2 separate regions of the Homo sapiens genome follow, and region 1 is linked to region 2. A link is a contact called in ENCODE Hi-C or POLR2A ChIA-PET data. All regions are on one chromosome and are shown on one strand. Each heading gives the region's core, a stretch centred on a gene start or an enhancer-like site at or near the end of the contact. The rest is flanking DNA. Distances are from core to core; before and after follow the strand shown. Region 1 overlaps CDH2 (cadherin 2). Region 2 has its middle 82 kb from the start of CDH2-AS1.

What was found. Hi-C counts contacts between places; a loop is a spot of excess contacts on that map. ChIA-PET counts read pairs that join two places held with the same protein, here RNA polymerase II (POLR2A).
Region 1: a map of endothelial cell of umbilical vein shows a loop between it and region 2 (2.4-fold over the local background). The contact joins two enhancer-like sites. A Hi-C loop is called at or near these places in 2 of 168 maps with a recorded cell type or tissue (PC-3 and endothelial cell of umbilical vein). POLR2A ChIA-PET finds 5 or more read pairs at or near these places in 1 of 52 experiments (BJ).

The regions. Positions count from the first base shown.
Region 1 is chr18:28,109,053-28,113,259 of GRCh38, forward strand. All of the region lies in intron 2 of CDH2 (cadherin 2), which reads right to left. Among named protein-coding and RNA genes, the nearest start is that of CDH2, 66 kb to the right of the region's middle. Within about 2 kb of position 2,142, at least 4 of the 41 ENCODE cell types and tissues checked have a DNase peak (open chromatin) inside an H3K27ac peak, as active enhancers do; they include endothelial cell of umbilical vein, where a contact is called at or near this core.
Region 2 is chr18:27,837,583-27,842,007 of GRCh38, forward strand. No RefSeq gene overlaps it. Among named protein-coding and RNA genes, the nearest start is that of CDH2-AS1, 82 kb to the right of the region's middle. Within about 2 kb of position 1,714, at least 2 of the 41 ENCODE cell types and tissues checked have a DNase peak (open chromatin) inside an H3K27ac peak, as active enhancers do; they include endothelial cell of umbilical vein, where a contact is called at or near this core.

The DNA of each region.
Region 1 (4,207 bases), core at 892-3,391, 270 kb after region 2:
GAACCACAGCCACCATGCCATGGGAGAATAATTAGGCTGCTAATGACCTAAATACTGTATCTACAAACTCCTATTACTGGAGCTAGTAAGAAATAAGAGAGAATATTCACGCTTAAAATGGCCAATCAAATTAAGAATATTTTCCATAGAAACAAGGTATCTATGCTGCAAAATAAATGTATTTTAGTAGACTGGCCTGTGACCACAAGTAAGCTTTTTCTGTTTAAAACAAATGTTTAACACTGTTATGTCAGAAAATGTTTTACTAATTTGCAAAGAAGTGGCAAAACATGAAATGCCCTCCAATTTTAAGTGGAGGAATTCCTACATCCCTACACTGTTGGAAGTAAACAGTAAAGTTTTTCTCCTCCTTACACAGTTCATGCGGTAGTTAAAGAGGAAGATTCACTGAACATAATGAAAACTTACAGCTGAATTCTTTGGCCACACCTCTGTTACATTATTATAGTAATACATAGAAACAAGACAATAGGAGGAGCTGGATAGGGAATAACCATACAAATAAGAAACTCTGCACTGTTATTCTCAAAAACTGGAGAATTATTTATTATTGCAAATTTCAGTATCATTCAAGACAAAACCAAGTCTTAGCTTCCAGGTGAATTCACAAATAACTGGTGTCAAAAATCTCTTGACACTTTTCTCTAACACTTAAGTATATGAAACTCTTTTTTAAAAATTCCACGTCCAGGTAATCTGAAGATCAAGAAGAAAGCTTTTCTTACAGTTTATGAAATTATAGATTCTTACAATAACAAAAAGCACATAGTGTCAGCATGTATAAAGTGTTATTGATTCCTCTTTCATATGCCAAAATAGTACTTTCAAAAATGCGGGTTAACAAAGGCTATTCCTTTCCTTTTTTGAATGACTGCCCAAGAATGTACATACCATACTTTTGGAGAAAATCACTTTTGACAGAAGGAATTGTCATGGCAAGAGCATACAAATACAAGGCCATATGGTGTCCTTTTCTGAGGTAAGAGGCAATAACCCAACACACTTAGGAGTTTATTCCCTTTCTGAATTAAGAACTTGGTGTTGCCCATGTAAACACATGAAATGAGAACACACTCATGCTGTACTAATTACATACAGGGACCTCTGCTGTTATCTCCGCTGTTTAGCATTATCCCGTAGTTAATTCTGCTTTGCTTTAGTTGCAGCCAAAGACTAACATAACAAAACAGTGTCTCCCTACATGGGACCCTCTGTCAGCCACATGCTTTCACTGCATAAATTATTTCTTGAGAATGAACCTGAGCCCTTTGTGAGATGCTGAGTTAAGGCCAGGAGTAAGAGACTGCTGCAGCCACTTCAGCCAGGAATTCAGTCAGAATCAAATTTAGGAAAAAGGGAGTAATGCAGACAGACCAAGAAAAGAAGTCAGTTGACTGCGGCCAAATGCACACAGCAATGGCCAATTCTCATTGCAAAAGCCTTTGCTTTTGTTCCTCATGCCTGAAATAACGACTCTGTTCTGCAAGCTACTGGGCCAATCTACCTAAGCAATAGCAGGAGTCATGAGAAGTGGGATCATGAATATAGATGCTTTTGGGAAACTAAAAGTAGACTGAGGATTTCTTTTTGCCACTAAAAGAAAGAAATTAATGATCGTGAAATCAATGCATACTGTAATTGCTAAAGTGAATATGTTATTTACTGCAACAAGAATTCAAATGAAAAAGACACCTATATCTATATAGGCTGCAATGGAGGCCAAAGAGAGGTGGTAAGATGTGGCCAAAGGTATCCAGCTGCACAGGACAAAGATGGCTATAGAACCCAAACCACTATTCTCTAAATTGTTGGTTCTCTTCGCCAAGCCACGCTCTCTCCGGGGTCCACTTCTAGATCAAGCAGGACTCGGAGTACATCAAGCTAAATGAGGTTAGCATGAGAAAGGAAAGAGGCTGAAAAAGAAAGAAAATGCCCATCCAGCCATCGGTCTGTGCAGAGTCATGGAAGATGGGCCTTCTTGCTCAGTGTTGCAAAAAGAGAGTTCTTATCAGCTCTCCTATCGACTCCCAAGCCCAGTCTGCAGTGGCGCCCCTGGCCTACTTACAGGCATTGGAAAGAGGCAAATCAAATGCTGCCAGGGAAGAAAACAACAGAGGAGGACTTCTATTATCAAACCTCAAAGCCTCCGCAGCTTAGCCTCAGCCTTCTCCTCTGTCCCGGAGCCCACTTGCTGACCTAGACAGAGATATTTCGAGGCATGGGTGTAGCACGTGCATACGTGACCCCAATCCCAAACCCCCAAGCAATGAAATTTCATCTGGATTTTCAATATTAGTTAGCATAACTTTGGAACAGAAGTGGCTTTTTAAAAGACTGAAAACATGTATTCGAGGTAAGAATGTTGTCCACATCAAAGAAAAAGAAGGAAAGCACTCCGTCCTATAATTTGTGGGAGCAAAACGATAATCTTAGAAACGATCTATCCAAGACCTAGCATTTTATAAATGAACTGAGAATCAGAGAGGCAGGTGCCGGCTCTCTGAAATTCAAAACACTGAGTTCCCAGATGTCTTGATCAACCTGAAACTTTTGAGTGAAGTCAAACCCTGGCAGAAAGAACACTCAACCTCAATGTCAGAGTGCCAAATTTTGCGTTAACCCATGCTATCAATTAGCATAAAGATTGAAAATGTCATTCACCTGTTTAAACCCAGTATACTAATATGCAACAGGGAAAGATTAAGAGCTTGAAACACATGATCTTTCAAGTTTTTTTTCTCAGATGTAAAGTTCTATGATTCTGTTCTGAACTGAATAAGAATAAATAACAAGAAAAAAATGTAAACAGTTTAAACTGCAGTTAAAATAATTACTTTCAAAATTTTAAACTAACAAACTTTTACAAGTATACCCTCATTTTTTATAGATTTTCTTCCCTGGCCTCTGCCACACATATTCTTCTATCTACAAAACTAGAAGGACAGTCTGACCTTAGCATTTAAGGGTAACAGACAATGAGCCCGACAGACAATTAGCTGTTAACAGTTAGATATATTTAGCATTTAAGAAATGTACTATCAGTACACTGAAAGTATTTGGAAAGTTTAGTCATCAGCAGATAGAGCATGAATCACGTCCATGTCACCAGCAGACCACTTATCTAATCACCCCCACTATAAATGCAAGACTCTGTGTCTCCAGAGCTGGTTTGTTTCATATTTTAGCTCCACGGTCACAGGCAAATTCACTGAACCAAAATAAAACCTTCTGACTTGCTGTTTTCACTGTCCTAAAATGGGTTAGTGATGTCTTGCCCACAGAATTCCACACCATGATCTGAATGAGTGGAAAAAGATTCTGTCTGGCTCACAGCAGAGATGATACCAAATGGCCAGTAAAGAGGCCGACTCAAATTCCTTTGAAGGAGGCACCGAGGTGGTGGATTCAGCAAAAGGCTGTGAAGTTTATGTAAAATTTCACTCATAACTTCAAACGCACTTAAAATAAGTTAACAGGCAGGTTTTCTAAAAGAAAGTTTCTTAAAACTACATTATAGTTCTCATGATCATCTTTTTAATAAGCCAATAACCTTTACTACCATGAAGTATGTAGGCTCTTATAAATATCTTCTAATTAGTCATTCAAACCTTGTTTTACAGGAAAAGAGAAAAACAACAACAACAACAACAACAATTTCCCGAGGATCCCTGCCCACATTCAGAGTAGCAGATTTACCTACTTCAAAGTGGAGATCAAAGCCACACTCTAAGGCTCCTTATTTCCACAGGCTGGCAAGCAAACAAGGCATACAGGCTTTGCAAGAGTGTATCCTAATTCTCTTACTGAAGAAAAGTCAACAGCAGAGACAACACAGAAAAAGGAATCAAAGAGGCCAAATCTGTGGACTCAAAACAATAAGAAAAAATAAATCAACTTTGCTAAAATTTAAGAATGCCAGGGGGGTAGGTAAATGCACTGGGAAGTATGTGTGGACTATGATGATAATAAATCTCCTTTCAATACAACTGATATTTATCAGACCTTGAATAAAACACTGAATGTGGATACTATAGTGCAAAGCATCTATATAGGAATTAGGACAGTGGAAGTATGAGGTAAGCTGCAAGTGTAATTTGAAAGTTTCCAGCAGCCAGATTAAAAAGGTAAAAAGAAACAGGTGAATGGATTTTAATAGCATATTTTATTTAACCCAATATATCCAAAA
Region 2 (4,425 bases), core at 464-2,963:
AAGCAAGATGGACCATTAGAGAAACACTTGCATTTTTATAGCTATTTTTATATCCAATGATCAAAGGCATTTTATTACCTATGTTAGGGGGAATTCATTTATTCATCTTCAAGCTCTACTATCTCTTTGGAGAAATAAACAAAAAGTCATGACACATCTTTGTAGCCATGACCAAGTAAAGAATTTAATCAAGTAATTTTTTTCACTGATAAATGATGAAAAAAAAGGTTAATTTTATTTGGGGGAGAAATAACCAATTCATCTCAAAGTATGGGTAAAGGCAGAAGTTATTTTTATGGGCCATCTAGAAAAAAGCTCAGGTAAAGAGACAGGGCCCACTAAAAGGCAATCTCTTGTCTCCTACTAGGTACTGATTTATTATAGGCACAAAGGGGGAAGTGTTACTTGGGTTCCATGCATCACTTACTGCATCTCTCCAGGAGATTCGGCATCTGCCATCCAGGTGCTGGCTTGATCTGCACTCTTTTTCTTTATAAGATCCAGTGAGATTATAGCCAAACTGATATGACTGCAGGGTCCCTAAACCCCTTGGCACACAACACTTGGATGTGTCTTTTTCAGCAGATATGATCAGCTTAACATCTGGTGGTTTCCCTCATTCTGTATTCATGCTTAGAGGCCAGAGTGAGCCAAGGTGATATGATTCTCTTAATGCTTATGTGATTTTGTTTGAATTTAGAGGAGGGCCAGAAACCAGAGCCCATTACTTTGCCTATATGATGATGTAATTAAGTACAAATTGGAAAAGGTAGTTGGCTTGCCTGTTGGTTGGCCCCCAACCAACCAGTGTGACTGATAAGTGTGACTAAGAAAAATAATTTTGGTAATGCCTCATCTCACCACCTGGCTGAATCACAAAGTTTAGAAAGCCTGAGACTAGCTGCCTGGTTGATGGTTTGTACCAATGTGCTGTGCATCTACCACTGAGATGCTTGGAGACCTCTAGTTTCAGATCAGTGCTAATGGCCTCAAGCCTAGGAATAAGCTGATTAAGGAGTTCCAAAGGTTAGAGCAGAAGAAAAACTAATCACCCTCAGGAAGGTAGTGGTGTGAAAAGCCAGCAACTACATATGAATGGTGCAAGCATTGCTGTTTTTTCAGGACTGTTCAAAGCAGCAAATGATAGTTAAGCATCATTCCTATCTGGGCAGTATCACTCTGTTGGTCACAGCATGTCCTTGAAAAGGTAGAGAGATCTTGGTTCACTATCTGAGCAAGACAAATTCATTCCATGGCCAAGGCAAGATGTTAAATAGTAATTGTGTGCCCAACTCTCTAACACACACTGGATGCTTTTCAAATGACCTTGTAGATGGAAAGACTTTCCCCTTTGGCTTCATATACAAGGAAACAGCCCTGTGTTACAGACTGAATGTTTGTGTCCCTCCCAAAATTCATATGTTGAAATCCAATCCATATAGTGATGGTATTTGGAGGTGAGGCCTTTGGAGCTAATTAGGTCATGAGTTTGAGGCCCTCATGAATGATATCAGTGGTCTTACAGAGAGAGCTCACTTTCTCTCTCTTTCCACCATAACAGGATGCAACACAGATCAGGAGTCTGAATCTCAAAAGAGAGCCCTCACCAGAACTCCACCATGCTAGCACCTTGATCTCAGGCTTCCAGCCTTCAGAACTGTGAGAAATACATTTCTGTTTGTTTTGATAAGACACCCAGTCTGTAGCACCTTGTTACAGCAGCCTGAGTGACTAAGACATCCTGCATGCAGCTGCCCGTTTGCTTTTTGAGTCACATAGGCCTATAAATAGGAGAAATAAGGGCTACTGCTAGCTCCTGAGGATATACATGCATACCATGCATACCATTTTATTGTGCTTCACTTTATTGTGCCCCACAGATGTATTTTTTAGAAATTGGCGTTTGTAGCAACACTGCATTGAGCATGTCTATCAAAGCATTTTCCCAATAGCAAGTACTTGCTTCATGTTTCTGTGGCTTTGCCATTATTTATTATATCTGTTATGGTGATCTACAAATCAGTGATCTTTGATGCTACTCTTGTAATTGTTTTGGGATATCATGAACTGCGCCCACGTAAGATGGCAAACTTAATGGATAATGGTTGTGTATATTCTGACAATTCTACCACCAGCTAATCTCCCATCTCTCTCCCTCTCTTTGGGCCATGATGTTTGCTGAGACACAACAATATTGAAATTAGGCCAGGTAATAACCCTACAATGGCCTGTAAGTGTTCAAGTGATAGGTAAAGTCATACATCTCTCACTTTAAATTAAAAATTGAAAACTAGAAATGATTATGTTTAGTGAGGAAGGCATGTTGGAAGCCAAGACAGACTGAAAGCTAGGCTTCTTGTGACAAAGAGAAAGGCAAGTTGTGAATGCAAAGAAAAAATTTTTGAAGGGAAGTAAAAGTGCTACCCTAATGAATACATGATTATATGAAAGCAAAACAGCTTGTTGCTAATATGGAGAAAGTTTGTGTGGTCTGGATAGAAGATCAAACCAGCCTCAACATTCCCTTAAGTCAAAGCCTAATCCAGAGTAAGGCCCTAATTATCTTCAATTCTATAAAGGCTGACAGGGGTAAGGAAGCTGCAGAGGAAAAGTGTGAAGCTAGCAGAAGTTGGTTCCTGAGGTTTAAGGAAAGAAGCTTCTTCATAGCAAAAGTTCAATGTGAAACAGCAAGTGTTGAGGTAGAAGTTGCAGTAAGTTATCCAAGAAGATCTAGCTAGGATAATTGATGAACGTGGCTATACTAAACAACAGATTTTCAATAGAGACAAAACAGCCTTGTCCAAGAAGAACGTGCCATCTAGGACTTTCATAGCTGTAGAAGACAAGTCAATTCCTGGCTTGAAAGCTTCAAAGGACAGGCTGCTCTCTTGTTAGTGGCTAATAGAGCTGGTGACTTAGTTGAAGTCAATGCTTATTTACCATTCCAAAAACCTAGAGTGCTTAAGAATTATACTAAATCTGTCTGCCTACACTTTAGAAATGGAACCATAAAGCCTGTTTACAGCATATCTATTTACAGCATGGTTTACTGAATGTGTTAAACCCACTGCTGAGACCTACTGCTGAGAAAAAAAATTCTTTCAAAATATTACTGGTCATTGACAATGTACCTGGTTATCCCAGATCTCTGATAGAGCTGCACAAGGAGATTGATGTTGTTTCCGTGCCTGCTGACACATCCATTCTGAAGCCCATGAATCCCTAAGGAGTAATTTTGACTTTTAAATATTATTATTTAAGAAATGTAAGGCCAGGTGCGATGGCTTATGCCTGTAATTCTAGTACTTTGGGAGGCTGAGGTTGATGGATTGCTTGAGCCCAGGAGTTCAAGACTAGCCTGGGCAAAATGGTGAAACCCCATCTCTACAAAAATATGTATATATATATAAAATTAGTTGGGCATGGTAGTGTGCACCTGTAGTCTCAGCTACCCAGGAAGCTGAAGTGGGAGGATTGCCTGAGCCCGGGATTTGGATGCTGCAGTGAGCCATGATCTTGACATTGCACTTCAGACTGGGCAACAGATCAAGACCTTATCTCACACACACAAAAAAAAGAAAAGAAATTTATTTTGTAAAGTTATAGCTGCCATAGTTCTTGATTCCTCTGATGGATGTGGGCTGCATAAATTGAAAATCTTCTAGAAAGACTTTGCCATTCTAGATGCCATTAAAAACATTCATGATTCATGGAAGGAGGTCAAAATATCAACATTAATAGTAGTTTGGCAAAAGTTGACTTCAATCCCCATGGATGACTTTGAGGGGCTCAAGACCTCAGTGGAGGAAGGAACTGTAGATGTGGTGGAAAGAACAAGAGAACTAGAATTATAAGTGGTGCCCGAAGATGTGACTGGCTTGCTGCAATCTCATAATAAAACTTCAACATACGAGGAGTTGCTTTTTATGGATGAGAAAATTGGTTTCTTGGGATCGAATCTACTCCTTTTGAAGATGCTATGAACATTGTAGTAATGACATCAAAGTATTTAGAATATTCCACATACTTAGTTAATAAAGCAGCAACAGGGTTTGAAAGGATTGACTGCACTTTTGAAAGAAGTTCTACTGTGGGTAAAATGCTATTAAACAGCATCGCATGCTACAGAAAAATCTTTTATGACAGGAAGAGTCAATTGATGTGTCAAAATTCACTGTTGTCTTGTTTTAAGAAATTGCCACAGTCACCCTAACTTTCATCAACCACCATCCAGATCAGTAGCAGCCATCAATATTGAGGCAAGACCCTCCACCAGCAAAACAATTATGACTCTATGAAGGTTCAGATGATCATTAGCAATTTTTAGCAATAAAGCATTTTTACGTTAAGGTACATACATTTTTTACACCTAATGTTATTACACATTTAATATACTACAATATAGTGTAAACATAACTTTTATAT